Regions from separate parts of the Homo sapiens genome. Here regions 1 and 2 are each linked to region 3. Evidence: chromatin loops called from intact Hi-C (ENCODE). Cell type or tissue: PC-3. All regions are shown on one strand. Links, peaks and the distances in the headings refer to the core of each region. The heading gives the core; the rest is flanking DNA.

Region 1 (9,879 bases), core at 2,995-7,994, 51 kb before region 3:
TTAGACAGGGGAGATTTTAGAATCAGTTTTTCTAATTCAGGCGTTATTAGATAAAGGTGCTTGGGAACAGGGTTTTAAATTGCCAGCCTCCCTTTACTCAGGTGCTGTTAAATGCATGCAGAAAGAGAAGTTGAATCATCCCCAGCATTGCAATTCAGTGTTTTCCAATAGCAACAAAGTTCCCAGGCTAGCTCACAGGGGCTAAACTAGTGGAAATAGTATCAAATTGCTGAGTAACTCTTGAATATGGGCGCAGTTTCATCCCCTGAGAGCACGCACAATGCCTGGGAGCACTGACATGCTCAGACCATTGCCCTCTGAGGCCATGTTGTGATTGAGTAAAAACCAGCAGCTTCCACAGTGGGTTGGATTCTGACCTAAGCTGTAGGTTCCCAGTGGCCAACCTTCCTATTCCAGCCTCCCACTTAGGAACCCCCTTTCCTCCCAGCCTGGGAAATAACAATGGGGTCTGTTCTACCCCTGTGCAGGGGAAAGGGGATAGGGAGAGAGAGGGAGGGTGATGGTGGAGAGAGGGATCCTGGAAGAACCAGCGATGCTGCTCATCCTTCAGGAGTAGCCAGGCTGTTCTAGGACCCATGCAAGCCCATGGCTCAGGGCAGGCGGGGCAGGCACTCGGTGGCTTTGTTGTCAGTCTAACCCCAGAAGCCCAGGAGATAAAAGACCACTTTTGGGGCCCCACATGTTACATAATAATGAACGGGGTACATTTTAACATCGTTTTTGACTCTCCTTTCCAGCAAACTGTTAGATATTTGCTCATTTCTTGTTTAAATTAAAATTCCACAGGCTCTGCTTTGAACTGCAGTATTTTATCAATCCTGAGTCTCAGGACACTGTTTGATGGAATTAAGTAAGGTATTATGTGTTAAAGCCTGTGTGGCTTTCCCTTGTTTACTTTGGGGGAAAGGATGACAGGGGCATATACAGTGTCTCAGTGCTAATACTCCATTATAGATTAACTCGGAGTGTCGGGAGATGGCTCACATTATCTTAACAGGCTTTCTTTCCTTGAAGGTGGAGGGTGGGTGAGGTGGTACAGGATTCTGCAGGAAGAGCCCACATCTTCAGAATGTTCCCATGACACCGTTTTCATTTCTGGGCAAAGGTGCTCAGTTTTTGTTCTCATTCTGTCTTTGGGTCCTGGTACATAGCAGGATCCTCACATGTATTTATATTTAAATTAAACCGATGCAAAGCTTTTCAGTCTGGTGTGTTACTAATTTTTGAGCCTTTTCCCTTTGCAGTTTTTTTCTCTTATATAACCTATATCTGGTTAAATGTCTTTTCACCTAGACTGTTTCCAACTAGTAGCTAGATTGTTTCCAACTGGTAGCTCACTTTTAGCTTAGTTTAGTTTTCATTTTATAAAGACTCTGAGATTGGCCAATTATTTGAGCATTGTGAGGTATTCATCTTAGTGTCCTCAGTAAAAGGGTAGAGGGAACTCTTCCTACCATTCAAGAAGAGTGAGCTGTCCAGGCTGCGGGTTATTTCATAAGTTGTATTAATGTCACTGAGGCCTGCGTGTGTGGACTCCAATGGTGAGTTGTTGCCAGAGGAAGATGGGAAACCTGCACTCTGGATTTGTGTTGACTCCACGTTTCAAGCCTCTGGTTTTGCATCCAGACCATGCACTCTAGCATCCTAAGCCCCGTGGCTGCTGTGGCAGTGGCTCTTTTCACGCTAAAGAGGGAGGGAGGAAACTTGCTAACCCCTGGGCTCTCTGACTGCAGTTGGGGTCCTTGGACCAGGGAACCAGTGCCTGTTCACTAAGGTGAGGGTTTAAAGTGTCTTCTTGGTTTTCAGTTCCTGACAAGAAATGCTGTAGAGGTAGACCCTGGGTCTTCGTGAACCCCACCCAGTCTTTGAGTGACTGGGCTGCTCGGCCGACTTCCGGTTCTTTGCGGGGTGGGGGTGACTCTTGACATGCATGATCCGGGTCTGGTCTGCAGCACTCAGGATACTTCCGGGCTGTGGAGATGGAACCTGGGTCATGCATGGAGACTGTGAAAGCTCCACCACTTCCCGAGCCTCGGCCTCCACCAAAGGGCATTTGGCTGTGGCCTGAGAGGGGAGCGGCCTGTCTTTCCCAGCTGTGTCAAGTCTCTATGCCATGTTCGTTTTGTCTTTTCCTCATAACACAGAGCCAAGCACACCTGCAAAAAGACATTGCTGGAGGAGGTGCAGGAGCTGGAAACCAAGTCTCGAGTCCTGGGAAAAGCGGTGCTGCGGGATAGCAATGGAAAGAGGTGGGGAACTCCGTCCCAGTCCGCACAGAACACAGGTGCTCCCGGCCCTTTTCCCTTATTCCTTCCTGTATTTCTTTTTCTCATCTTGGTTTTCGATGGGAGCACAGTATGCTCAGGCTTAAGAATTTTGGTTATTCTCAGATTTAAATCACACTCTCAGTGACTACATGAAACCTAAATCTCTGGAAGTCTCCAGGTAAGACTGGGGGTTTTATTGGGTTTAGAAGTGAGCAAAACAACTCATGTGCAGAAAATCGATGTTGTGGCAGTATTATCTTAAGGTGGAAGAGTCCAGAGTTAGCAGTATTACCACAGAGGAGTTAAAGCTAGGCCTTTGAATTTCAAACCCAAGTACTGTACCCAAGGATGAGTATCTACAGTGTGAAGGTTTGCATGTGAAATAATGCATGTTGTTATTCATGTAAACCTGTTACATTCCACTTCAGCATATCTAAATGGGGGAGTAGTTTTTAATGCTAACATTTTCTGCTGGGAGTGAAAGGAATCGTGTGAACTCCTGGAACAGACACTGCCGCTTGCTCTCCTAATTCCTCCTGAACATGAGCCTGCCCTTCCCCACAAGGAACAGCTGGGTCTGTGTGCAGTTTTTGTTTCATCACACAAGATGTTAAAATGTTGTTAGAGTGCACTCTGTTAAAATCTATGTACCATCAAGGGAAATTTCTTTGGGCCTGAGAACAATTTGCAGGGTACTAGAAAGCCATTGCTCTATTAAGGACATGGAATATCTATAATATTCTGAGTACAGCTCTCCTATAAATGCTTAGAAGGAAATCAGTAACCAACTGCTAATGAAACAAACATCAAGAAATCAAATACTTATAGAGGTCCCCACTTTGTGTTTTGCTTTATATTGTGTTTATTTGTACCATCTTTTAAAGCAATGAAGACAAAATAATTTTTTTGTTAAAGAAAGAGAATGCAAACATTTTGAGAGGCTTTCAAAATACAATTTCAAACAGATTTTAGAAAAGGGATGATGGCATAGAGTTGAAGTTGTGGTTTTGTATTTATTTATGAGTTATTTTTTAGTAAGTTTATTAAGCATTCATTTTATAGCAGCTATGCTAGCCACTGTAAAAAATCATCAGTCAACAAGACAAAAAGCACTGTCTTCCATAAGCTTAAGTTTGTGAATACATGGGGATGGGGGCTGATTTTACCGCAGATGTACATATAACCACTACGCGTGGTTGAGGCTTGTTCAGGGCTGTTCTATCCATCAGACAGCTGAGGCATAAGGCTCAGGACCTGTTAGAGTTTCAGGGACCTACCGTGCTCTTTGAGACCTGAAAAAAAACATATTCATAAGCTCCAAAAATTAGGGAGCAGGAAACATTGCATAATGAAATTAATAAATGTTTAAAACCCTATAAAATGCATATCACTCTTAACCGTTAAGTTTAGTAAGGACAATAAGTTTATTATACTTAGAAACAACTTACAGGCTCCCTTATATATCAAGTATACACAATGATTGCTGAGGGGGCATAAGTAATTTCTAAGTAAAATGAGAATTTCAGAGCAAAACTCTCAAACTCCTCTCAAACATTTTACAGGACGACATCACATATAATGTGGTGTGAGAATGTGCTTTAGAGTGTTTGTTCTGATGTGGGGAGGGGTCATCTGGCTTGAGCAATCAAGAAAGGCTTCATGTTGGAGATGGATGAACAACAGGCTTTTGAGGATGGGAGGGTCTTGAATGGACAGAACTGCTGAGAGTCTGATTTGGGCAGAGGGAGTGGCACATGCCAAGGCTCAGGTCCAACACTGTGTGCAGGGACCAACCACCCAGTTTGGAGGGCCACATGCATTTTGCAGAGATACAGAACCTGCGTTTGAATTCTGGCTTTGCTACCTACCGGTGAGGCCTTGTGCAGGATATTTCATATGATCAGATTGTCTCTTCATCTGTCATAGAAGAAGGCTAATATTTTCTTTGGGGGATTAAGGTTCGTGAAATATGTACAACGCAGCATATTGCCTGACCCATCTCAGGTGTGTAAAAGGTCAGCTGCTCATCTTCACTTTGGCAGGAGAGTCATGAGCTGTCGGCCTTGAATTGTATTGAAGGAAGTCGTGGGCTGTCAGCCTTGAAAGAGTGTGTGAGCCCATTTTTGCTTGTTGTTGATAAATGAATGTTATTTTTAAAATTCACTTATCCTGTTCAAAATTCATTTTTAAATGTTCAAATGGATATCAGAAAATAAGAGCTTAAATGCGGTTTCCTACCGTCTACATTTGAAAGTCTTATTTTCTGGTTCCTTGTAAATTTCACTTTGTAGTTCATATGATGGGGTGTGTGTGTGTGTTTCTGTGCACGTGTGCGCGCACACATGCACGGGTGGGCCTGCATACTCCCGTTTGGTTGCACCATTTTCCTTTTCTTCTAGTCCCAGCATCTTGCTTCACTTTGGAATTCCTAGCCAGAACACAGTTTGGGGGCTCTGCCGCTCATCCTCCTCAGTGACCCCCTCCCATTTGTTTTTCTCACTCCTAATTACTCACAGATTTTCTGGGTGGTCCATCTGCAAACTGGATAATGGTGGCGTGCTGCTCTCTGCACAGAGTCTATGCTGTCCTGCTTGGCCTCCTAAGCTGCCTCACAATTGTTCTCTTACAACCTTTGTTTTCTTCTTTCACACCTGCTTAGATTCCTGAGGGGTGGAGGGTAGAGACTAAGAAGTCTGTCTTCAGCTCTGTCCTCCCTTCTAAAGATCTTATAGACCCCCACCTCTTTGAGGGGTCCTGAGTGTTTTTGTCTCTTCTCACCCCTCCCTGTTCCTTCTTTCCTACCCTCATCTGATCTTTCAGCTGATTTGTGTATCTCTCTAGCTGTTAACCGCACAGGAAACTCTGTCAATATTTGCTGGCTGACTGACTGGCAATACCAAAGTCTAGTGAGGTGGTAGTGAGGAAAGGACGGTGACTTCAGTGCCAGATGAGCTGACACACTGGTGCCTGTGTGTCAGCTCGTGTGTCGGATGTGCACAAAGTGGCCACAGAGAGATGCTGACAGTCACCGGGCCTCCAGGGAGGGGGCAGTTTATCTCATTGCTTGAGAGTACAGCTAACATAGACTCACACATGGAGAGGCATCTGTGATGTAAGATTAGCAAATCTTACCCTTGCAAAGATGCACAGGCCAGGAGCCCATCCTCCCTGAAACCCACTCCCTCTCCTGCCTTCCTGTGCCAGCCAAGCCAGGGCACCCCCAGGGGTCCTCAGCATCCCTAACCCCAGGGGCTTACTCAGCTCAGTCCTGACAGCATTGCTTAGGGCCCCTTAAAGGACATTCTGCCAGGTCATAAAACCCAGGTCCAAGTCACTGGCAAATATTCTAGCAGTTTTTCTTAGGAATGTAACCACAGGAAGTAGAACAAAAAAAATCTGTATGCATTAATCTTTTTAGAAAACCCTCTTGTACCAAATTTACAATTACAATTTTGAAATGGTAGCCAGGGATTCTAAGTTTCTCTCTGTGCCTTTTATTCATTCAATAAAATATTTTCATCCAACATTTTATTGAACTTGTCTAAGCCTCATACTTTTATACTATTTTGATAAAGTTAAATTTTCATGAACATGCTTCTGCACTTTCTCATTAGTAGATCTTGTCTTCCAAAATCAACCTGTGGAATTGATACTTTAATAAGCCTGTTCTCATGAAGAAGCAGATAATGAGAAAGGGTGAGATCAGGGAATTAGATATCCAGAAAGCACAGTGAAGAAAGTGCTTTAGGGAGTGAATAAAATGTTTGTCTTGATTTTAGTTTGTTCTTCTTGAAGGAGTGTTTTTCACGATGTGGTGTTTGTGCGCCTTATAGACACTGGACACGTGTGACTGTTGGGGTTGATCAGAATACCTTTTCCCAAACTGTCTTCCCAGTAATCCCTACCTGGGGAAGCAGGAACCCCCCCGCACCGCACATGAAATAGTCTACCCTGCATGTCGTTATTTTGAGTGTCTAAACAATGAGGAGCTAAATGGAAGAAAATTCTTTGTTTTTTAATGTCTTGGTAATATCTTTCCTTTCTTTATTCCTGAAGTGTAAGCCATGCAAATTTCTTTCCTGGTGAAAGAAAATCTATCTGTGGCCACTCACTTTTACAGATACAATATAAACCGATGACGGCGTGTAAGATGACAGACTTTTGTTCCTTAATTTTTTTTGGAATGAGATAAGTGGTTGCCCTGTAATATTTTAGGTACAATGGCAAGCAAGAAAAAAAAGGGGGAATATATTTGTTGAAAACATCTAGTTTTTGAGTTATGCATAGCCTGAATAAACAAGGAGAGCTTGTTCTATTTCTAGATCACCTTTCACTCTGTTCATCCCAGTTGGTGGGAGTGGGGTGGGGTGGGGTGAGCCCAGGGCTGATATTCTCCATTGTCAAGGGTAAACAGACCCGGTTGCTGCCCCTGCCTTTGCCAGGAAGGCAGTGGATTATCTTCCCCTTAAGTGCTTTCCCTGGGTGTAGCTTACGCTGTGACTTTGGTGAAGGTAGCTGTGTGGCTGGTCTTAAACCTTCTGGCGAGCCGTCGCCTCGTCTCCCTTCGGTTTTGTGTTCTGTGAACATCTGTGCGTGGCCCTGTGACCCGGGGTAATCTGGACGGCCCATCACCGCCAGGGAATTCAGGAGGGAAACCTGACTCTTGCTCTGCGGCTTCCATTTCATCCAGGCTGCCTCTAAACAGGCAGGGCCCTGGTCACAGCCTTGGACAGGTGGCCTGGGATCCTAATGGAGCTCTCTCTGCCGAAAAATAGGAACAGAGCCTGAACCACAGCAGCAAGATTTCAGACAAACCAAAGATTGTTCCTCCACTCCAGGCAGTGCTCTCGAGTGCTCCTTTGAAAACCAGTCGTATTAAAAAAATGAAACAACACAAACTCCCGAATGCATTCTGAGTGAGTACTCAACTCAAAAATACCTGTCATGCTTTGATCTTTAACGGAAATCCTTTGATCTTTAAAACAGTGTTGAAAAAACTGTTTAGTATCATCACACCTCTAAGTCAAAATCAGTCCCACTGCCAGGCTGAGCATGTCGCTGAGCCAGCCTGAGGCAGGAGGGATGCAGGCCTTTTGCACCGGACTCCAACAATGACTGCGTCACTTCAGGAAATCGGTTTTTTCACAGTACTGGCCGTTGGCAGTGCACATGTGGTGCATCTCCCTTTTGCTTTTGTCCCACCTCTCCCACACTTTCCTCCTAAAATACCTATTATTGGCTTTTTTTCCAGCCAAAAGGATAGGAAATTAGGGCATCCTTTCAGCAAACCTCTCCAGGCCAGGTGGCAAATGTCTGCTTCCAGCACCTGGTTGAGATTTATTTTCCTTCCAGCTGCATTTTTTTTCCTCAGCTCTGTCATGAAGCAGAGAAGCGAGTGCAGACGGCGGAGACAGATGACCTGAGCTGGGCTCTAGCTTAGCTGTGTGGCCTTGGCTGGGTTATTAACTTCTCTGAACTTCAGTTTTCTCATCATACATTCGCTTTGAGGTTTAAATAAATAATGCAGATTAAATCTATAGCCTATGTAGATGTTCAGGAAGCGTCCCCTAACTGAAAAGCTGCATAACAAGTACATTTCACTGGCCGTGTTTACCATCTAACATGTAAGCCTGGGGAAGATGTGAATGCAGCAGGCTCTCCGAGTTGCATCGTCGGGGTGTGCCCCCTAGTCTGAGGTAAAAGGGAGAAATCTAACAGAATCCCAGGGACATGGGAGTGGTGTGGACGAATGGCCGTAGTGAATGTTGGATGGGGGTGTGGTGGGGACTGTAGTGAGTTCTGAATCTTGGTGGTCTCCTCAAGACAGCCTTTGGATTACAGCTTCAAGGAGCTCCTCTTTGTGAAGAGGACAGTGTACCCAGTCCAGGCTGTCCCTTCTGCCCCAGGATCTCTCGCCAGCTTACCCCTGTCCATCTGAGCTGCAGTCTGTCTGTAACGTCTATGCCGGTCCTTGCCACTCCTCCCCAGAACCAGCCCTTCCTTCGGAGTCTCCTGCTCCATCGGGATGAATTTTTCCCACACTGCAGACTCGCTCTCAGTGTCCACACTGTCCCCTCATGTCCTGCGCATCCCTGGGTGCCAGGTCTCGGCGTCTTCCCAGCATCTGCACAGTCATCCCCCCTGGTCCCTTGGGGTGGTGCCTGTCCCTCTTCACCCACCATCCCACAGCTGAAGACATCCTTTGTGAAGCACAGCCTCATCATGCCACCTTCTGCCCTCAGCCCACCACCTGCTGAGCCAGTGCAGACCAGAACCACAGTGATTTCCGCCTCTGCTTCTCTTCTCACGTGTGCGACCCTCAGCTTCCACCTCCCCTGTCCTCCCCACGCTGTGCCCTTCTGTGGTTGGTGCTACCCTTGGCTCTTCTTGATTGACTGGTTTTATACGATGGTGTTGCACTGTGTCCCAAGCACTGGGCCACACGTGGGCTACTCAGGGGCAGCAGGACAGGCCTTGTCCTGGGAACAAATGCCGTCCACCTCAGGACACACTCTCTGATGTCACCAACTTCCCTGCTGTGCTGATGGCAGCCTGAGCTTCCCTTAAAACACTCATTTTAAAAGTTTTATTTTCGACCGGTTGCGGTGGCTCACGCCTGTAATCCCAGCACTTTGGGAGGCCAAGGCGGGCAGGTCACGAGGTCAGGAGATGGAGACCATCCATCCTGGCTAACACAGTGAAATCCCGTCTCTACTAAAAATACAAAAAAAAAAATTAGCCGGGTGTGGTGGCGGGCACCTGTAGTCCCAGCTACTCAGGAGGCTGAGGCAGGAGAATGGCGTGAACCCGAGAGGCGGAGCTTGCGGTGAGCCGAGATCGCGCCACTGCACTCCAGCCTGGGGGACAGAGTGAGACTCCATCTCGAAAAAAAAAAAAGAAGTTTTATTTTCATTATTCAAATATTCAAGCATACATAGTAGTAGGGAGATGAGCACAATAAGCTCTTATGAAATCATTGCCCAGGTCCAATCATTATCAAGATTCGGCCAGAACTGCTTCATCTCACCCCTTCTGCTCAGAGTCTTTCTTTCCTGAAACATAAAGCAAATCCCAGGCATCACGACAGTCCACCTATGCTTTAGGAGGCATCTCTAAATATTCCACGAGACTTTATAACATCTGTGATACACAGCATGCTTGTTTATGTTATTAAATGTAGAACTCCAGTCCCCATGATCACATCTAACAAGTTAATAATAATTCCTTGGTATCAGTCAAACAACCCGTCCATAAAAAGACTCTCTGGATGCCTCAGCCCTGCCTTTTAGGATTGATTGATTTGTGTTAGGATCTGGGCAAGGTTCACACATAGCATTTGGTTTCTGTGTTCCTCAAGTTCCTCTGAATCTGGAGAACTTTCTCTTGTTTTTTTGTTTTGTTTTGTTTTGTTTTTAAGATACAGAGTCCCATTATGTTGCCCAAGCTGGGCTTGACTTCTGGGCTCACTCCATCTTCCTGCCTCAGCCTCCCAAGTAGCTGGGATTACAGGGATGTGCCGCCATGCTGAGACCTGTCTTCCTGGTTTTTAATGCCATGGACTTATTCATTATGCTCCACTTTATTTTTTTAT
Region 2 (9,879 bases), core at 1,800-6,799, 160 kb before region 3:
ATTTCTGGACATTCCATAGAGATGGAATATGTGGCCTTTGGTGTCTGGCTTCTTCACTTAGCATAAGGTTTTCAAGGTTCATCCATGTTGTAGCATGTATCAGTACTTCATTCCTTTTTATTGCCTAATAATGGTGTTCTATCATATTGATATACCACATTTTACCATTTCACAGTGGATGGACATTTGGGTTATAAATAGGCTATTGTGAATAATGAATAATGCTATTCATTATTTTAAGCTATTATGAATAATTATAATAATGGTGCTATAGCTTTTAAGTACAAGGCTTTGTGGGTTTCATTCATATGTTTTCATTTCTCTTGGATGTGTACCTAGGAGTACAATGGCTAGGTCACATGGTAACTGTACATAACGCTCTGAGGAACTGCCTCACAGTTTTCCAGGGTTTGCACCGTTTTACTTTCCCACCAGCAGTGTATGAAAGATCTAATTTCTCCACATCTTGTTATTGTCTGTTTTTCTGTAGGCACCCCGGTGGGTGTTAAGTGGTATCTCATTGTGGTTTTGATTTTATATTTCTTTGATGGCTAATGATGTTTTGCTGTTCTTCATGCACTTACTGGCCATTTTGATATCTTCTTTGCAAAACTGTCTATTCAGATCCTTTGCCTATTTTTAAATTTTTTGGGTGGCCTTTTTACTGTTGAGTTGTAAGAGCTCTTTGTGCATTTTGGATACAGGTTTCAGATACATAATTTGCAAGTACTTTTTTCCATTTTTCAGGTTGTCTTTTTACTTTCCTAGTGTTGTCCTTTGAAGCACAAGAGTTTCTAATTTTGAAGAAGTCCAGTTCATCTACATTTTTCTTTCCTCACTGTGCTTTTGGTGCCATATCTAAGAAACCATTGCCAGATCCAAGGTGATAAAGATTCATCGCTATGTTTTATCATAAGAGTTTTATAGTTTTACAACTCAAAAACAAAAAGTCAAATACTGCATGGCCTCACTTATAAGTGGTAGCTAAGTAACGTGTACACATGGACATGGAGTGTGGCATGATAGACACTGGAGACTCAGAAGGGTGAGAGGGTGGGAAGGGAAAGGGTGATGAGAAATTCTTTAATAGATACAATGCACATTGTTCAGGTGATGGAGACACTAAAAGCCTAGACTTCACTCCCATATATTCATGTAACAAAATTGCACTTGCACCCCTTAAATTTACATCAATTAAAAATGATTTTATAGCTTTGTTTCTATGATCCATTTTTAAAAATTTTTATTATGTTAAAAACATCATCTTTTCCATTTTAACATTTTAAGCATACAATTCAGAGACATTAATTACAGAATGTTATGCAACCATCACCACTATGTTTTTCCAAAAATTTTCATCACCCCAAACTGAAACTCTGTGCTCATTAAGCAATAACTCCTCCTTCTCCCCTTCCTCCCCAGCCCCAGGTAGGAATGAAGTTTGTATTGTATTTTATTTTAATTAATTTAAATGTAAACAACTAAATGCAGCTGGTGATTACCATATTGGGCTGCACAGTTATAACACGACTAGTATCATCCTCTTAGATAGACTGCTACAGTCATTTCTAAGCTGGCTTTGCATTTATTATTATCCTATTTATGGTTATCTATGGTCCATTCTCCCATAAAAGCTGGACTATTCCTTTAAGAATGTAACTTATTCCATTTCATTCCCAGCTCTGAATCTTCCAGTGGTTACCTATTACAATTAACAAAGAAATCCAAGCTCTTTGCTGTGGTCCACATTTGTCTGCCCCTTTGACTGTCTGCCTTCTCCTTTTCCTTCTCCCAGTGCCTGCAGCCCCACTGGTCTTCGTAATGATCCTTGAGCTCATCAAGTGCTGTCTGCATTCAGACTCTGCACAGTTTCTCTCCTCTGTCTGGAACACTCACCCTGTAGATCCCCATTTAACTCTCTCCCTCGTACCATTCAGATCTGCTCAAATGTCACCTCCTCAGAAAGATTGTTCCAGAGCTCCCTATCTAAAATAGCCATGCTATTACTCTACCTTATAGCTCCTGTGTTTTATTCTTATTTTTTATTAAGACAGGGTCTTACACTGTCACCCAGGCTGGAGTGCACTGTTGCAGTCATGGCTCACTGCAGCCTCAAACTCCGGAGCTCAAGCAATCCTCCCACCGCAAGCCTCCCAAGTAGCTGGGACCACAGGCGAGCACCACCACACTTGGCTAATATGTTTCTTTTCTTTTCTTTTTTTTCCTTTTTTTTTTTTTTTTTTTTTGAGGCAGAGTCTCACTCTGTTGCCCAGGCTGGAGTGCAGTGGCATGATCACTCACTGCAACCTTCACCTCCCAGGTTCAAGTGATTCTCCTGCCTCAGCCTCCTGAGTAGCTGGCAATTCAGGCAGGTGCCATCATGCCCAGTTAATTTTTGTTTTTTTAGTAGAGACAGGGTTTCACCATGTTGGCCAGGCTGGTCTTGAACTCCTGACCTCAGGTGATCCACCCACCTTGGCCTTCCAAAGTGCTGGGATTACAGGTGTGAGCCGCCGCACCCAGCAGCTAATGTATTTCTTCATAGCACTTATTACACCTGACATTTTATCGTGTATCTGTTTAAGGTTTTATGTCCTGTCTCCTCACTAGACCACAAGCTGTATAAAAACAGGGACCTTCTCTTCCCGGTTTTCATAATAGTGCCTGGCATAAAATAGGCTGTAAGTAAATATTTGTTGAGTACATAAAAGAAGAATCTTATTCATTTCAAGGCTATAATCTATGTTAGAATCAAAGAGATGGTCTCCATACTAAACTGAAGTATTTCTTCATTGAGGCAGGCATTTAAAAGTGTTGCACCTGTTAGTAAAACAGTCTTAAGGCCAGTTCCTGAAAAGTGAACTCCTACAATTTTGAGTAACTATTTGCTAATACATCAGCATGTTGCCTTCTTGGGATTAATTCAGCCTTTCTTTTACTTTTTTAACTTGCTCCCTTCCTTCCCTTTTAATGAAGTCATGCCTAAGCTCCAGTCTGTCCTTGTCCCCTCTCCCCTAAGCTTTGAGACCGTTCCTTTTTAAGTCAGTGGCCATGTCTCGCCCCGTTCTCCCGATATAACTCTTACTTTACCCAGCAGCGGGGCCTCCGTTTAGTGCAGCCCGTGATGTTGCTTTCCTGGTTCATCTTCCCTTATCCACAGATTTACCTGGCTGGAATCGGGAGACTGTGTGTGCCCAGGGGCTGGATTCGGAGACCCATGCTTCTGCAGTTCCACTTATGACTCCATCATTATGCTGTTTTAGGAAAATAAATAGATATTGATTCTCTAATAAGAGTGGGATTGTTCAACAAGCATTGGGAAAATCTGCGAGCCCAGATATGTATGTATAGCAGCTACTGGTTGGAAATTTGAACACAAGCATCCTTATCTACCCAGCCTGCGGGCCACAGACCAGAACTGAGTATAAAAAAAGAATAAAACCAAATGCCACATGTTGTCTCTTATAAGTCAGAACTCAACATTGAGTACACATGAACATAAAGAAGAGAACAATAGATGCCGGAGAACTTGACAAGAGAGGGAGAGAGGAAAGGCTTGAAAAACTACCCATTGGGATGCCAGGCACGGTGGCTCACGCCTGTAATCCCAGCACTTTGGGAGCCTGAGGCGGGTGGATCATGAGGTCAGGAGTTCGAGACCAGCCTGGTTAAGATGGTAAAACCCTGTCTCTACTAAAAATACAAAAATTAGCCAGGCATGGTGGCGGGCACCTGTAATCCCAGCTACTTGGGAGGCTGAGGCAGAGAATTGCTTGAATCCAGGAGGCAGAGGTTGCAGTGACCCGAGATTGTACCACTGCATTCCAGCCTGGGCGACAGACCGAGACTCTGTCTCAAAAACAAAACAAAACAAAACAAAACAAAAACAAAAAAAAACACTACCCATTGGGTACTATGCTTACTACCTGGGTGTCAGAGTCATTTGTACTCCAGACCTCAGCATCACACAGTATACCTTTGTAACAAACCTGCGCATGTACCCCAAAATCTAAAACAAAAGTTGGAAGAAGTTGAAAGAAATAAGAATAAAGGAAGGTTGGCAGTGTCATCCAAGGAAACTAAGCCTGATATTAAAATAGGCTCTGACCACTCAGGATAAAAAACAGACTTCTCTGTGCAGGTGTAGCGGAGATGATGAAACAACTCTATTAGCATTCTGCCTTAGTGGTTGTTATAGTCATAGCCATCCTTGAAAAGAAAAAAAAAAAAAGGAAAATATAGGAAAACTGAGGCTTAAAATCCTTCTTCTATTTTCTAAACTTCTGTCATTGGAGTGCTTGCGTTCCCCCAGGTGATAGACTCCGGAAGCTCATACAGTTGCAGATGAGAACATGAGTAATAAATACCCCCAAAATTCTTTCCAAGTTCAGTCATGATGAATTGGTTTAATATGCATGTAGTTATCTTTTTATTGGTCCATAATTCCAATTTAGCAAAATGTAAAGATGAATCATAAAGAATACCTGGAAAAAGCCCCAACATCGATGGCACTTAATAAAGATAGATGAGTATGTTCTTACTCCTTTTTTTAAAACAAACTGGACAAAGATAAATTTTAATGTTTACAAAAATGTAAATTTCAGTGCAGATCAAGCGTTTGGTTGGTTGGTTGGTTGGAAGCTTGACTTTATTTGCTTCATTTGGAGAGAATATAAGATGAAAAAGTTCATCATTAGAAAGAGAAGTAAGCATTAGAGTCACAGGATGGGATTTTGAAATACTCTGTGAGTTGATTGATGTTCCTAAAGTTCCCTGTTTAATGCTCTGAGTTAAATAGGTGGCCATGCTCAGCTTCTTGGATGTTAATAGTAACTTCTTTGTTTTTCAGATACTGTGTTGACAAGTGGTCATGCTACCGACTATTTATTTGTTGGAAATATTGTTTACACAGTAAGTTTATCTCTGTTTATTAAGCCATTCTTAAACAGCTTATGTGTGGCTTGCACTTCTCTAAACCCTTAAAAAGGGCCTTCCTCATTATTATTATTTATTTCAAATCTTCAAAATGTATTTTATATATCCTTCAAAGTTCAGAATGGTTGTGAAATGCTTACATCATCGTTTCTGAAGGTTATGCCAAGTGAAGGTTTCTGGGCAGGTGGTTAACAGATTTCCCCATTCTTCAAATGACCATTTTACACCTACCTGCAAAGGAAAACAACACTCAGGAAGGTGGTATCTCCCAAGCTAAGAAAAGGGCAAAACTATTATTTATGAGAAAGACTGTTACTAGAATGAAAGCTCTTCTGGAAGTGAATCTGCCTGTATGTCCCCTGAAAATAACCCTTAGAGAATTAGCTACTGACATGGCTGGTGCTTTCAAACCGGAGCTGCCTTGGGGAAGCTAGTTCTGGAGTGGAGAGATGGGATTTCTCATGGAAAGTGAAAATAACTCATTGAGAATAATGTGTTTCCAAACTGTCTTTTATTTTCACAGTATGTTGTTGTTACTGTTTGTCTGAAAGCTGGTTTGGAGACCACAGCTTGGACTAAAGTAAGTTTTCTCTAGAATTGTTTCTCTGTTCAGTATAGATATTTTTCATGCTAGGATTTCTTTTTAAGCCTTGGGGAAACCATAAGCAATATCTGGCTATCTTCTTTCAGATTTTCTGTGTAAAAATTGTGGTTTGATCTTGATCAGGGTAAATTTGCAATCCAAAGTCTCTTGGTGATTCATTTGCTTGGCACGTAATACAGCTCTAAGCTATTAACAGTCATCTCACTTCAAATGTATTTGCTCATTGTAAAAACAAAAACCATATTATACACACACATATATGGAAAATATAGAAGGACAAAAAACATTTAATGTCCATAATTTTACCACCAAGAGACAGTCACTGTTAATGCTTTCCTGTGGAACCTTCCGGACTTCGTTCTATGTCTGCATGTGTGTGTATTTTTTAATAAGATGATGCATTATAAAACATAGGACTTTGTAATCCCTTTTAATTTAAATATATATTAGGCACATTTTCTGTGACTTAAAATACAAGTCAACAAAGTTATTGTTCTTGATTAAAGAGTATTACGTTTTACAGATGTCCCACCATTTACTTCATCACTCTCTTATTTTAGACATTTTGGTTATTTCCAGCATTTAAAGATTATAACTAAAGCTTCATGTGTGTCTCTCATAGTGTCATGACCTGGCTGCTGTTTAAATGCTCTGCTAAGAAAAATGGGGATGGGGTGGAAGGTCAGTGAGGAATCAGGGAATCCCCTAAGAGACAGTGGCAATTAATCCGGGTCAGAGGTGATGATGACTTTGCTTACGATGTTAGAGGAGGAGGTAGTGAGAAGTGGTCGGAGTCTGGATTCATTTTATCTTTCTAAAAGCTAACAGAGCTTGCACATGGATTAGATTGTGGGGTGTGAAGAGAGAAAGAAGTCAAGGATCATCACATTAAGAGGACAAAGAAGAAAAAATGAACAACGCAGTAGATGCTTAAAGGGGCATTGTTAAGAGGCAATATCCATTTCAGATTTAAAAATAAAAAACTCTTGGCTAAAGGAATGGAACAAAGTCTTGAAATGATAAATAAAAACATCTTATTTATTTTGTCTGTTCAGCCACTCTGTTACCAGATTAATGAGTCCTTGTTGTATACAGCCGCAGGTTGGAGCAAACACTTGCTATGAACTGAGAGGGGCCCGCTGTTACTATGGGAGAAATCTTAGAGTAAGGTCACCTGTGACAGCAAAAGCACCTTCATCTTCAGGGTACTTTGGGGCCATTCATTACTTGAATTCATTGTTAAAAATTCTGAGACATGGGAATTAGAAAGATTGAACTTCCCATTAACTGGTGAGTCATCAAAGTCTTTCCATAAGGAAAGGTAGCTTGGATGCAAGGATTCTGCAGCAAGTGGAGTTGGGGTGAATCTGCCAGGCTGGTCGAGAAGCCTGTCTGAGTGTCTATTTCCCTCTGCAGTTCAGTCATCTGGCTGTCTGGGGAAGCATGCTGACCTGGCTGGTGTTTTTTGGCATCTACTCGACCATCTGGCCCACCATTCCCATTGCTCCAGATATGAGAGGACAGGTAAGTACTCCTGATTGGGAGTGTGTCTTCTGTGTCTTGTGACAGCAATGTTTCTCCATGGGCGGGTGAGCAGGCACTGTGTGTCTTACAGCCACGATGAGCTTCAGGAGAGGCTGGTCCTTCCTGCTTCCATCAGAATCTATCAGGAGATAAACCAAACCAAAGCACCTGGAAGAGGTCATCCAGTCCACAGAAAAGGCATTTGAAGTTTCAAGTATTATGAAAACTGTCAACTTAAATCCTCCGGCTTATTGGCATGCCCACATTTCCATAATAAATTATGTGTTAATTACACACAGTACCAATATGTACAGTTGGAAAACTGGAGCTATTTTGAATGGTTCCTAATCCATTGATTATGTTGATTACAGTTTTGATGTTGTACTCTGGTTTGTTGTTATACTCTGCTGGGTCACCTGTGACAGATGAATCTAACAGCTCTATGAACCAGATCATTGATAAACCAGAATCTCTCATTGTTCATCTCTTTGAACTAGAGAGGCTGAGATTGAAGACCTTTACACTCATTTGAATGTTTTTTATTTTTTCCTTCATATTATCTTTGTCCAGTGCATAAGATTGAGCCATCAACAGTGACAAACTGTATCCTAGAATCCCACAGTATTGGGTGTGGAGAGGAATGAGCTGACAGTCCTCTGGTACACACCTCCTCAGTTTACCAAGGAAGCTGTGCAGGCCCAGGTCTCCAAGCCCACCCCAGAGACCCCACCCTGGAGTTGCCCACATCCAGCACTGCCCTTAAACCCCAAGAGGCTGCTGGGCCCTGTACTTTAAGGACCTCTGCTCTGGCCTTCTGTGGCTGGGTGTGTTCCTCGGCACGGAGTGAAAAGCTATGATGCACAGAGTCCATCTTCCCACTTGTAATCTATTCTCTGGGCTCCCAGGACCCCTTGTTTCCTTCCCAAACAGCCAAAAGCCTCCTGCCCAGGCCTGCCTGGTCCTCTCTCCATATCTAGGCCAGTGTGCACACTGGGCCAAAGGGGCAGCTGTTTTCAAGGGTGTGCACTGAGTAGATGATGTTTGCACCGATGTTCCCGCCCACATTTGCAGGATGCTTGTGCAGGGGCACAGAACCCAGGGTGGGATGGGAACTGTGGGTCAGGCTTTCATTGGTGTTCCTGCCCCAGGATACATACTTTAGGGCCAGGCCTGTTCATGGCACACCTGGCTGCTATCTCTGCTTTACTTACTCTGTAGAAATGAGCAAAACCTCCTGGGTCTATCCAAGTCTGGACCATGTCTAGCAACTGTTTCTCGTGAGATAGCCCAGGGTAGCATTACTTGCCATTTCACCTGGTAGCTCTGTCAGCTAATAGCCCAGGTCGTCTGAGACCTCCACTGAGTGTGGGTGCTGAGCAGGACGGACCTGTCCTATAGGAGTGGGCTTGCATGTCCTCTAGTGCATCTTTGCTTTCTGTGAGGAAAGAGGACAAACATATAACATGCTTTTCAGTTTTTTTCCAAATCCAGACAGTAGAGGAAATTAGAGGGCGTTCAGTGAACCCAGAAGATTGTTGTGTAGCAAAATGAGCATTTTCCAACAAAGATATTTTGTGTTTAAATAAATCAGTTCTATTTTAAAGCAATGTGATTGATCCCCACAAAAAGCAAACCAAGAAAAGTATCCACTACAAGACAACGATCCATTGGTAAGGCATTGGTGCTTAGAATATCTGCTTTGTGTTCTCTTCCTTCTGGTTCAGGATGGATCTGCTGTGATGAATATTTCATTTGGGGAATTTTGTGGTGATGGACAATAGATGGGGCCTCAGCCAATGGCCATAGACAGTGTTCTAAATTAGAGAGTGACAGCTGACAGGACGGGGTCGCTTGGCATGTGACTGACAGACAAAGCCCATTCCTTTGAAAGCTCCTCCTGAGTCCTAAACAGAGAGCTGTGCCAGGGAACCACATGTACTTCAGTAACTCCAAATGTGCGTGAATTAGGCTGCTTGCCAACTCTCACTCCCATCGAGATACCGACTTTCCAACTGCAGAAGGACCAGGCTGATCATGCAGCTACTAAGGTGCCGACATTTTCACTGTACCAGTCACATAAGCATGATGGTCTGTATGGTTATAAGGCTCAGATTAATGGTGACATTCACATGTTTAAGGACTCTTCCAGCAGAACTTTAGTGAGTTGTTTCTACCATCCGAAAGCAAAGAAGTGATCATATTCAACCACATTGCATTTTTCTGTAAAAGCTTATTTTTCTTTAAAACATGTCATTTTAATCACTTTATTGGTTGGTTCCCATGAAGCAGATGATAATGATGTGAAATAGATGATAGCTGGGTGAAACCGAGGTTTTCATTAAGCAGTACATGAGAGGATTAATGTGGTTCTCTAGTGGCCGGACTTCCGAGTAGGTACTCTGCTGTCTGAGTCTAAAGAACTGTGTATCATCTCTAGCCTTCCTCCAGGGCAGGGGGCTCCTGAGTGGGTAAAGGGGGCCAGGAAATGTGTAACTTTAGTGTCACAGCCAACTTTTACACTGTTTCACCTGCAGTCTGCCACTCTGTATTTTGACTCAGTGCTTTGTTCATTCTTTGAAAAATGGCAGGGAAGTATTACAAAACATTTTTTTAAACACCTTTGAAGGATTGCTTGGGTGGATAGTGGCTTACACTAGCCTGAAGTCTCAGAAAGCCTTCCTCCTGGCTCAGGAGGACTTATATGCTGTCATAAAAAAGAGGAACTGGGTTCAGGTGTAGTCAGTAAAAGGAATTGGCTCTTTTGGGGAATTACTAAAAACATGCCCACGCCCTGTTCATTCCTGGGGGTCTAGGTT
Region 3 (9,879 bases), core at 3,035-8,034:
GCCTTGTTACTGGAGCAGACGAAGCAGTGTTATTTGCTAGATTTTGCTTTGAAACATCCCAAGGAAAGACGTCTCCTCTTGGACTGCAGTAAAAATGCTTCATAAAGGGCAGCTTGTACAGGATTGGGGATGAGAGTGTGTGTGCCACACGGTGCCAGAGGGAGGCAGGAGGCTGGGGCAGCTCCTCCAAAGCTGGGCAACGGAGGTTTCCTTGTCCCTGCTGCTAATCTCTGATTAAGCAACTTGGTGAAAATCCAAAAGCTCTTAGGAGAACAGGAGTGGTGGCATTTGCTCTTCGGTGCTTGAAAGCAGATCATGTGAAAACTCTAAAGCCCTGAGAATCAAAGCACAGCCACCTACCTGGTCAGGAAGTTCAAGTGCACTAGGTGTGGGCCCAAGGCTGGCACAAGCATATCCGCCCCCAAGGGAGCTCCCCTCCAGGCTGATGCTGCCTTCAGGCTCAGACACCCACCTGCTCCTGTACCCAGCTGTCTGAGGGCTCACAATGGTCTGGGAGCTGCTTCACTGTGGCTACCATGTGGTGGGAATTTTTGGTTTGTAGGTTTTGTTTTGCTAGAAATGGAGGTGAGCAAGTAGACAAAAGCCCCCTGTGGAAGATTCCTCTCTGTTCTGTTCTCTTCTGTTCTGTTCACCCTGGCTCAGCTTGTATCACCTTCTCTCCCGCCCACTGTCTCTTCCTCCTGTGGCCTCACTGGTCTGGGCCCTCCTCCCTGCTGCTCAGCCCATGTCCTCAGTCAACTCTCAGGCCACCTCTGCAGACAAGCCCTTGCCTCCCCCGATAACCCCCCTGAGCCTTTGGGATTCTCAGGCAGTGGCCAGAAGGCATGCTCTCTGGAAGAGCCAGGAAGCCAGCCCAGGACCGGGACTCTCAGTTATGGGAACACACAGAGTAAGAAAACAGCCTGAGTGTCTTCTTTTAAAGTCTCCTCCTCTTCTCCATCCCACGAGGACTCTTCTGTCTTGTTACTGTATGTCTTGATACTCTAGAAATTTCCTTTTTAAGCCAGATGCCTCAGGAAATTAACAGGCAGTCCAGGAACTGATTCATGGGCACCCTTTTCGACTTCTTTTCTCCTTTTAAAGAGTATGACAGTGAACTCACAGCTCCCCTGATAAGTTGTACGCATGCATGGATGGAATTCAAGATTGTCAGGTTTTTTTATTGTGTTGTCTTTTGGCCAGAATGTCTAATTGAGCTGTGGGACTTTTCCAGACCCCTGACACAGAAGGGTTAGCCAATGGAGAGCAGGCCTTATAAATGTCTTTCTGTGGGAAGGGCCAGTTGGAAGAAAAGCCCCACTCTGGGCTTGTGAACACTAAAGCTGGTTCTCAGCTCTAGAGTGTGGACCCTGGGTTTGCTTCCCAGCTCTGCCACTCACGAGGTCTGTGACCTTGGGCAGGTCACAAAAATCTCTGTGCCTCAGTTTTCTCATCTGTGAAGTGGGAGGAGTATAATCCCCTATCTCATAGGGTTTCTGGGAGGATTAAATGAGCTTTATTTTATAGCACAGTGTCTTAGACACATGGCATTTAATGAGTCTTGGCTATTATTTATTTTATTAATAGTATATGAACTGATTGTGTAAGAATAGTCTTTGTATGGCCACAGGTCCAATCAATCACTAAATTCCTTTTGAGTTTATTGTGTAACCTTTTTCTTTACATGGAAACAACCCTACTTTGATTACTTATTACCAGTCCAGATCAGTCTGATTTAAAAACAGGGCTGGGTGTGGTGGCTCAGGCCTGTAATCCCAGCACTTTGGGAGGCCAAGGTGGACAGATTGCTTGAGGTCAGGAGTTTGAGACCAGCCTGGCCAACATGGTGAAACCCCGTCTCTACTAAAAATACAAAAAAAAATAGCTGGGCGTGGTGGTGCATGCCTGTAGCCCTAGCTACTCAAGAGGCTGAAGCAGGAGAATTGCTTGAACCCTGGAGGCAGAAGTTGCAGTGAGCTGGGATCGCGCCACTGCACTCCAGCCTAGGCGGCAGAGCAAGACTCTGTCTCAAATAAATAAACAGGAAGGCTCCAGGTATCACGTGCATTTTGCCAGCTTGCACTATTAGTGTTGTGTGTGTGTTTCCCTGGCATGTTTACAGCTTCATAAATTAGCTGGCTGCCCTACAGCATCAGGCAGACAGGAGTGTTTTTTCTTAATTGGCAGTGGGAAAGTGGAGTCGGGGACCAGTGACCCACTGTGTGTGATTCCCACACTGAGCTCAGCCGCAGCCCCCTAGAAATAGGAAACCTACCCTCAGAGGCTTTCCCTTCCCAGCATCAGCAGCTAGAACCATGGGACCCCAGTTAGCCTGCACACGGCCGCCACGGCCCCTCTATGGCCACAGGTTTCTTCATCTCAAGCCTCCACCTATCCAAGGCTAAGGAGGCCAGATGTCGCACTCACCCGCACGCTGCCAAAAAAAAGCAGCTTATTTTAAACCTAGTGTGCTCCCCCAATTCTCCTGTTAACCAGTTTCTCCTGTGTGCTTCACTTTCAGATGGGTATGCTTTTTCTCAAGAAGAACACGGAGCTGTTAGTCAGGAAGAAGTCATCCGTGCTTATGACACCACCAAAAAGAAATCCAGGAAGAAATAAGACATGAATTTTCCTGACTGATCTTAGGAAAGAGATTCAGTTTGTTGCACCCAGTGTTAACACATCTTTGTCAGAGAAGACTGGCGTCAGCAGCCAAAACACCAGGAAACACATTTCTGTGGCCTTAGCCAAGCAGTTTGTTAGTTACATATTCCCTCGCAAACCTGGAGTGCAGACCACAGGGGAAGCTATCTTTGCCCTCCCAACTCGTCTGCAGTGCTTAGCCTAACTTTTGTTTATGTCGTTATGAAGCATTCAACTGTGCTCTGTGAGGTGTGAAATTAAAAACATTATGTTTCACCAATATTTAAACATCAGTACTAGTTGTCCTGGGAGAAAGGGAAAGGAGTTTTATGTTGCGTGAGAGGCCCATCCTGTGTAATTGGAGCAGGGCACACTTGCTTCCTGTTGAGTTAACTCAGAGGTTAAGTCCAACGGGCCACATGCAGACTTCACTGTAGGCAGGTTGCTCTCCTGCTTTGATTCCTGTTTTGTGTGTAAAATTGGCATAAACTTCTTGATTGCAGTGAAATCACAAAATTCTCTATCGGGGTGGTCAACCTGAGAACATTTATTTGAACCTCTTAGCCACATTTCCAGCAGGGCAAACCAACTGATGCCCTGGAAGAGTCTTCCGCACCCTCTCCAGGTGCACTCGGCCCAGTCCTGCCGCCGTGTCCAGGCGCCCCTCACCCCCACACCTGCTGCATGGCTGGCCACACCACTCAGTGCATGGCGGCCGATGGGCAGCCAACCCAAACCCGCGCCTTTCCTTGTTCCACTGCAGACTCAGATACAGATGCGAAAAATTCCTTCTTCCACCGCCCTTCTCGTTCTGTAAAGAAAGAAAAGAAACATAGCCTTTCTGCATATATTCTAAACGTCTCTCTGCCTCTGTCTGACATGGGGCCACCCCACAGGTCAGAGTGGTGGTAGAACCCCTTCAGGACTCCCAGCCGTGGTCAGGCTCTGAATACTCCCTTCCCAACATCCAGACTGCTGGGCCTTTGGCATCCACTTACATTAGAACCCACGTTTGTTTCAGAGCACATTTTGGACTTTCACTGTTGGGAAATGAATGAATTTATAACATGCCTGCACAGCGAAGGAACACACCTGTCGCTCTTAGCTCTAGAGTCAGAGGATGAGTAAACCCAGATGCAAGAGTATAGGACATTGAGTGGGGAGAACAAGACGACCACAGAAGTCCTCAGAAGGAGAAGGAAGGACACGGAGACACTGAGAGGAGGACACAGAGGAATCGCCACCAGATCTTTGCAGTAGAAACTCTGAAATAGGCCTTGAGACCCAGACAATTGTCATGATCAGCCCAGTGTGTATGAGAGCTTAAACAAGACCTTCACACACAGTTCTAATTGAAAAGAATTCCAAACATTTCAGGGAAACACCTTTTTAAAAAATATACTGACATGGTTTCCTTTCTGTATCCCATCAGTGTTAGACACAGGTACCTATCAGAATACGGCATATCCTGAATTATCTAAGACAAGGAAGTGAAGAGCGGAATCACTGACTTTCCCAACTGCAGAGTCCCACACTTAAATCTCAACAGAACCTAGATGTCTTCAGGCATGAATGTGAGCACCTGGAGCCCTTACTAAACAACCTGCCTGGAGCCCTGTTCTCTGCTCTGGTTGCCAAACCAGATTTTTGGATGGCCTAAATACTTGTGGGCAACTGTTACTGGTGAAAAATGGGAGTGGAGAGCATGTTTTGGATTTTCACTGTGGGGAAATGAATGAATTTATCACATGACTGTGCAGCGAAGGAGCACACCTGTCACTCTTAGCTCTAGAGTCGGAGGATGAGTCAACCCTGTAGGAATGATTGTGCTAAATTAGGAAATAACACTTTAGTGCACTTTGCTTCCTAACCCTTTTTTGTCAGAAATCTACAACCTACTGGGCATGGAAATGATTTAAAATATGATCTGCATTGACTAAGAAAACTCATCCTCACTTATGAGGTGACCAGGATGCAGAGAGGGCCTGAGGGGCAGCAGAACAATGCAATTCACAGGTGAGGCTCCAAAAAGGGCCATTTCTTTCTCCCCAAGGTGCATAGAACATTTTTAAATATCAGAGTACCCAGCAAGACGGAAGGACTGTCATGCAGGAACTCTAACACAAAATGTGCCTATGACTAACACGACAAACCAAGGTGTATGGTTTCTTTGCACACCCAGAAAGGTGATGGCCAAGATACAGAGGAGAAACGAAAACTGGAATTGAATGTGCATTAGGCATCTTAACTATTCATATTTTGTCTCATTTGGGAACTAAGCCTATTTGGAAAGAGTGGATTAGAAATTGAATTCTTTGTCAAACAGTTAGCTCTGTCTTGAACTTGAAGCCTTCCAAATCAGAATTATGTATTTAAGTGTGTGTTTGTGTTTGTTTGGGGTTTTTGTTTCTTACATTAGAGTTCATATTTTCTGGGATTTAAGGATACAGGTGTATTTTCCTATTCTCTTGAGAAGTAGACTAAACAATATTTGCAGTGATGACAGACGCACACAGAAGAAAACATTAGAAGAGATGCCTTTCTATCCTCTCATGTGGTTGAGCATTCTTACAGCCAAATGACTAAATTGGCTGTAAATTGGTTTCTAGGAGGAGCAGCTGTCACTACGTGTGATGTATAATATTTAGCCAGGGCCAACTCAGGGGCTGTGTCATTTGTCCTATCTTTAAATTGAGGTCAGAGTGTCACACACAACCCCTCCCCTGGGGCAGGGTGGACTGGACTAGGTTGCATACGCTGGCTGTCAGCTCAGCAAAAATGCCACATGGGGCTTGTCACTCCGCCAGACACTCACTGACTCACGGGCTGGCAGGTCACGCTCGGTTAGCGCTCCAGGGCCTGACTCTGGATTGAGCTAAACTGGCAGAATCCACTCAGGCCAACCCTTGGTCTACTGCTGTGTACAGACAGCCCAGTCCTGTGTTGAGTCTCTCTTCTCCTGGATGACCCTGCAAAAGGAAGAGACCAGTTGTACTGTGGGCTTAGTTCTGGGTTTCCACTGCACACTGACACGTGCCAGCAAGGGTAGCTGTGGAAAACACGTATCAGGAGAGCAGAGTAGTCTGGATGAATACTCTGTGCTGATCAGAACGGGCTCGGTCATAATTTAGGAGTGGAGCTGATGTGTCTGTCCTGCCTCAGTGCAGAATATTCCAGGCTTCTTGACCAGGGTTATGTTCACCCATCTCCCAACACACACATGCACACATGAAAACAAAAACATGGTAACTCTTTTGGTTCGGCACACCATACAAAACGTGCTTTGGGGCGAGGAGTGCTGTTTCTTTTAACACTTGTAGAGGAATATCCTGAGAAGTGAACCTGGGCTTTGGGAGAGCTCAGCTGAGAATTCTGTTGACATTTTCTTTCCCTTGACAAGGCTTCAGGTTCGTCTCACTATAGGGAGCTGGCTGTGAAAATCAGTAATAACTTGTCAAGAAGCAGTGAAAAATGCGGGGGGGTGGAAAGAGCCTAGGTAACTAATGTCTTATAATGCATATGTATGTAAATATTACAGGATTTAAGGTTGAATTTTTTAAAAAGAAAGTTATAGTCTGTAATTTCCATTTGTTATAATAATGACCTTTAATCTTGTCATTTGGAACCATAAAGCATTTTTATCAGGTACCTCTGTTCCAAGGGATTTATGTCTTAGACCATAGCTGAATTGAATGTTTGCAAAACACTGCTATAGGATAAGGTGGTCTTTAGTTTTGAACGTGTGAAAGGACTGCACACTTTTCAGCCAGGGTTTGAGTTACTGCCCAGGGTCATCGTCTCAAAGTAATTCAAGGAGTGATTTAACATCAGCATTTGAAATGTAGTCTTCATCTCCTGGGATCCATAAAAAAATGTGAACAGGGAAATGGTGGCTAAGCAGAGCCTGAAATAATAACTTGGCAAAGAAATGAGTTTATCAGGTCGAGTCAAAACATGGCATCCCCTGTTACACTCAAGAAATGTTTTCTTCATGTAAATGTTTATACGGGCATATATAATCACAATGGGAACAGTTAAAACCCCCTCCCTTCAAAAAAAGAAAATCTATATCAGTTGGGTTTGGTTTTGGTTCTTCATTGGCTCAAGGCAGTTAACTGTCTCAGTATAGCCTTCGGGGAGATTTAACCTCATTCTAGCCATTTTTCCATCCTGAAGGCCAAGAAGGACTATTAGAAGGGTTTTTGAGGGGTTTCGGAGGTGAGGGCCCAAGACCCCCATAATGACATCATTAGGCATTCTTGAAAGGTGTTAACAGACCAGCACGCTCGATGTGTTGTACCCTTCATTTATTTTTTTTTCTCAGCATCCCAAGTTGTCCATCAGTACATTCCCCTTCACCTTACCTGATCTTCATTTAATGCCCAGTCTGTAACTAATGTTCTGTTTAAAGCTCTCTTAATTTGTTGGCTATGAGTGATTTGTGAATCTGGGATGTAACCCTGAGTGAGGAGAAAAGGGCATTGAGCCAGCATAAATCTGAATGGGCAGAAGCCACAAACAAATGGGAGCAGAAAAGAAGGGCGAGCTCCCCCGCGCCGCACCCCGTGTATAATCCAGTGTTAACCTCTGAGGAACACCTCGGCTCTCCCAACTGAGGAGAGACAAAAGAGGGATTCTTTTTACACCCAGGCTGGCGCATTTTCAAGTGACAATCTCGGGCTCTAGTTGCCTTTGAGATATCCACTCTGCTCTTTCTCCCAGGCCTCAGACCAAGAAAAACATGCTCTCAAGATTAGCCCATAGGCAGTTCTTGTGACCTGGCTGAAGAAAGAAAGGAGACCTGTTTGTTTTAAAAGTCGGGCGCAAAGTGTCAGGTGGCTTTGATTTATGACAGAAAGAGGAAGAAGAAAGTTGGAGTAATAGCACTATCCAAATAACCCTGCCCAGGAAACTTGGGGGTCAAGAGAGCTTATCAAGAGCCTTTTATAGGTAAGCTCTTCCGTGTGAAAGAGAAAAGGCCGGAAAGAGGGAGAGAGCCCAGAGAGCAGGCTGCGAACTCACTTCCAATGGGATTGGAGTCTGTTGTATTCTTAAGAGATAGCCTGATATGTGGTTTATAGGTGAATCAATAAACACCAACAACAACAAAAAAAAAAAAAAAAAAAAAGGAAGAAAAGAAAAAAAGGAAACCAGCCCTGTCATGGAATTTCTCTCCTTCCCTGCACAGTAAAGACTTTTGGGTTTTCATGGATAAAATCAATGTCAGTACTGAAACTCCTACTCTCCCCTCCCGCCCCACTCTCCCCCGTTGCCCGAGATGGCCAAGTTCAGGCCTGTGCAATGCCGCTTCCCTCTGAGCCTCCCTCTCAAGGGCCACGCAGGCAGCTGCAGCAGGGCCAGCTGCAGGATGGGGCTGCCGGTCACTGAATTGTCGTTCAAATGCATCATCTTTGTGGCGTCTTTCTCATGCGAGCAAAGCCACGTGCTCTCCTGTCTGCTGTCACATCTGTGCCTGGATTGCTTAAATATTGTTTGTGATGGGGAGGTTTTAATCTGGTGATGCAGAGGGAAGCAGGGCTGTGGGGGCACGTTTAATTGGCTCCCAGCAGCGTGGGGGGTGCTTCTATGGTGTGTGGGGTTTTTTGTTGCCTCCCTCTAGAAGTGTTACCGTTTTCACGTCCTATTAATGTCCTCTGGTTGTTAAATTACAGCAGCACATTACAGTGCACTGGGTTCCCTCCTGGAGTGAATACAAACGGAGGGCATCTACTTGTATTTTTAGAAGTTTTGGGAGAATTTAGTGATTTGTGGCTTTGATCAATCCTGTTGACTGGTGTATGTCTGCGCAAACCTGTTTCAAATAAATCTTTTGTTAAAGTAAGTGATTGGACTGTTTTATTTTGGAATTTTCTTTTCCACTAATCAGCATTTACTGCCACAGGGACTGCGGCCTGTAACACAGGGGTTTGTCAGCATGTGCAGGCTCAAGGACACATACACTGCCTGGAGAGCCGAGGCCCAGGCAACAGTGTTCACTGGCAGGAGCGCAGGAGAGTCTGAGTTCCAGATGAACACATGTTCCTTGCTCTGAGGCAAGGCCCCATTTTCTAGAAGAGAGTCCAGGGGGCCACACAGAGTTTGGATTCAGTCACTCAAAGGAAAGAATGGTGCTTACAAGACCTCCTTCCTCCATTACTTCCCTCCCTCTAGTTCATCTCATTTGGCTACAAACTGAGGAGGCAGCTCAAATTCAATTGGAAAGCAGGAAGTCATGACATTGTTACTTTAAAAAGAGGAAAGACACCCCTGCCCTTTCTCTCTAGGTACAAGGAGTTGCATTCAGGTAAGCATCCATTGCCTCCAGGTTCTCTGTGATGCCTCAGCCAAGGCAGACTCCTCGCACCCGGGGTAAGGTGGGAGGAAGCTGGCGGGCCCAGATGTTGGCCCCTTGCCTGGCTTTGTTTGGGTAGCTCTCTACTTCCCCAGCAGGGTGTGACCTGGGGATGAAAGACAGCCTGTTAGATGACAGTTCTCTGGTGAGGCTTGAGCCTGGATCCCAAAAGACTTCTTAATTGCACTCTGAATTTATTGCAATTTTCCATAGCGGACTTTGATTCCTCCCAGATGGTCCAGTTCCTATCAGACCTGGATTTGACCAGCCCAAGGCAGTCCTGACCTCAGTGACTGTGTCTCAGGCATGGCAAGGACACGGGAGGCCTCACTTGCAGGCAGAGAGTTCTACAGTTTAGAGCTCACCAGGGAAGGGCTTTCATCTCCTGCTCTACATTGGCCAGGCCTTTTCTTCCCCAATGGTGAGAAAATAAAAATGATTTAATACAATCAACAGCGAAGTGTTAAATTCCAACCTTTGCCATTTCTTGTTCATATCTTTACAAAATCTGCCTTTGCCGCTGCAATGGTTTTCTTGAAATGTCATTCTTCACTGATGCTCAGCAGAATAAACTCGAACCATTGAGAGGCTCTTATTAGCTGAAAACAGTGTGCAGACCCTAACCTCTCTGCCTAAAGCAGTGTTCTTTGTAATGATGTCCTCCGGAAAAGTCTCAGGATACTCTGAAAAATCATTCAGCTTCTGCTACTATTTTCAAAATGTTTATTATGGAAGAGACATATGTAATGTGAGGGGTTAAAGTGTATAGCAAACTTGTCCAACCTGCAGCCAAGGACAGCTTTGAATGCAGTCCAACACAAATTCATAAACTTTGTTAAAATATTACGAATTTTTTTTTTTACACGGAGTTTCACTCTTGTCGC

The links. Peaks named below come from ENCODE experiments on the same cell type or tissue, not always from the same donor. Only the 100,000 strongest peaks of a DNase experiment are listed, where the experiment ranks them.
Region 1: a loop joins it to region 3, with 2.3 times the contacts of the local background. A loop is called at or near these places in 11 of 110 quality-filtered maps.
Region 2: it touches region 3 in a loop (4-fold over the local background); 4 of 110 quality-filtered maps call a loop at or near these places.

What each region holds. Positions count from the first base shown.
Region 1 is chr13:25,966,410-25,976,288 of GRCh38, forward strand. It overlaps ATP8A2 (ATPase phospholipid transporting 8A2), which reads left to right. Exons shown (of 37, transcript NM_016529.6): 35 at 2,166-2,270. LOC105370122 (a long non-coding RNA gene) reads right to left here. Exons shown (of 3, transcript XR_941764.3): 3 at 9,171-9,340. Among named protein-coding and RNA genes, the nearest start is that of SHISA2, 81 kb to the right of the region's middle. RefSeq lists enhancers at 8,004-8,543, 8,544-9,082. In PC-3, for the core only: no CTCF peak of the experiment used is centred there; no DNase peak of the experiment used is centred there.
Region 2 is chr13:25,855,346-25,865,224 of GRCh38, forward strand. ATP8A2 (ATPase phospholipid transporting 8A2) reads left to right here. Exons shown (of 37, transcript NM_016529.6): 31 at 4,850-4,911; 32 at 5,459-5,515; 33 at 6,956-7,063. Among named protein-coding and RNA genes, the nearest start is that of SHISA2, 190 kb to the right of the region's middle. In PC-3, for the core only: no CTCF peak of the experiment used is centred there; DNase peaks (open chromatin) are centred at 4,386 and 5,736; H3K4me3 peaks cover 668 bases; H3K27ac peaks cover 3,986 bases.
Region 3 is chr13:26,017,367-26,027,245 of GRCh38, forward strand. It overlaps ATP8A2 (ATPase phospholipid transporting 8A2), which reads left to right. Exons shown (of 37, transcript NM_016529.6): 37 at 2,522-8,485. The coding sequence ends at 2,619. Among named protein-coding and RNA genes, the nearest start is that of SHISA2, 30 kb to the right of the region's middle. In PC-3, for the core only: no CTCF peak of the experiment used is centred there; DNase peaks (open chromatin) are centred at 4,325 and 5,385; H3K27ac peaks cover 3,088 bases.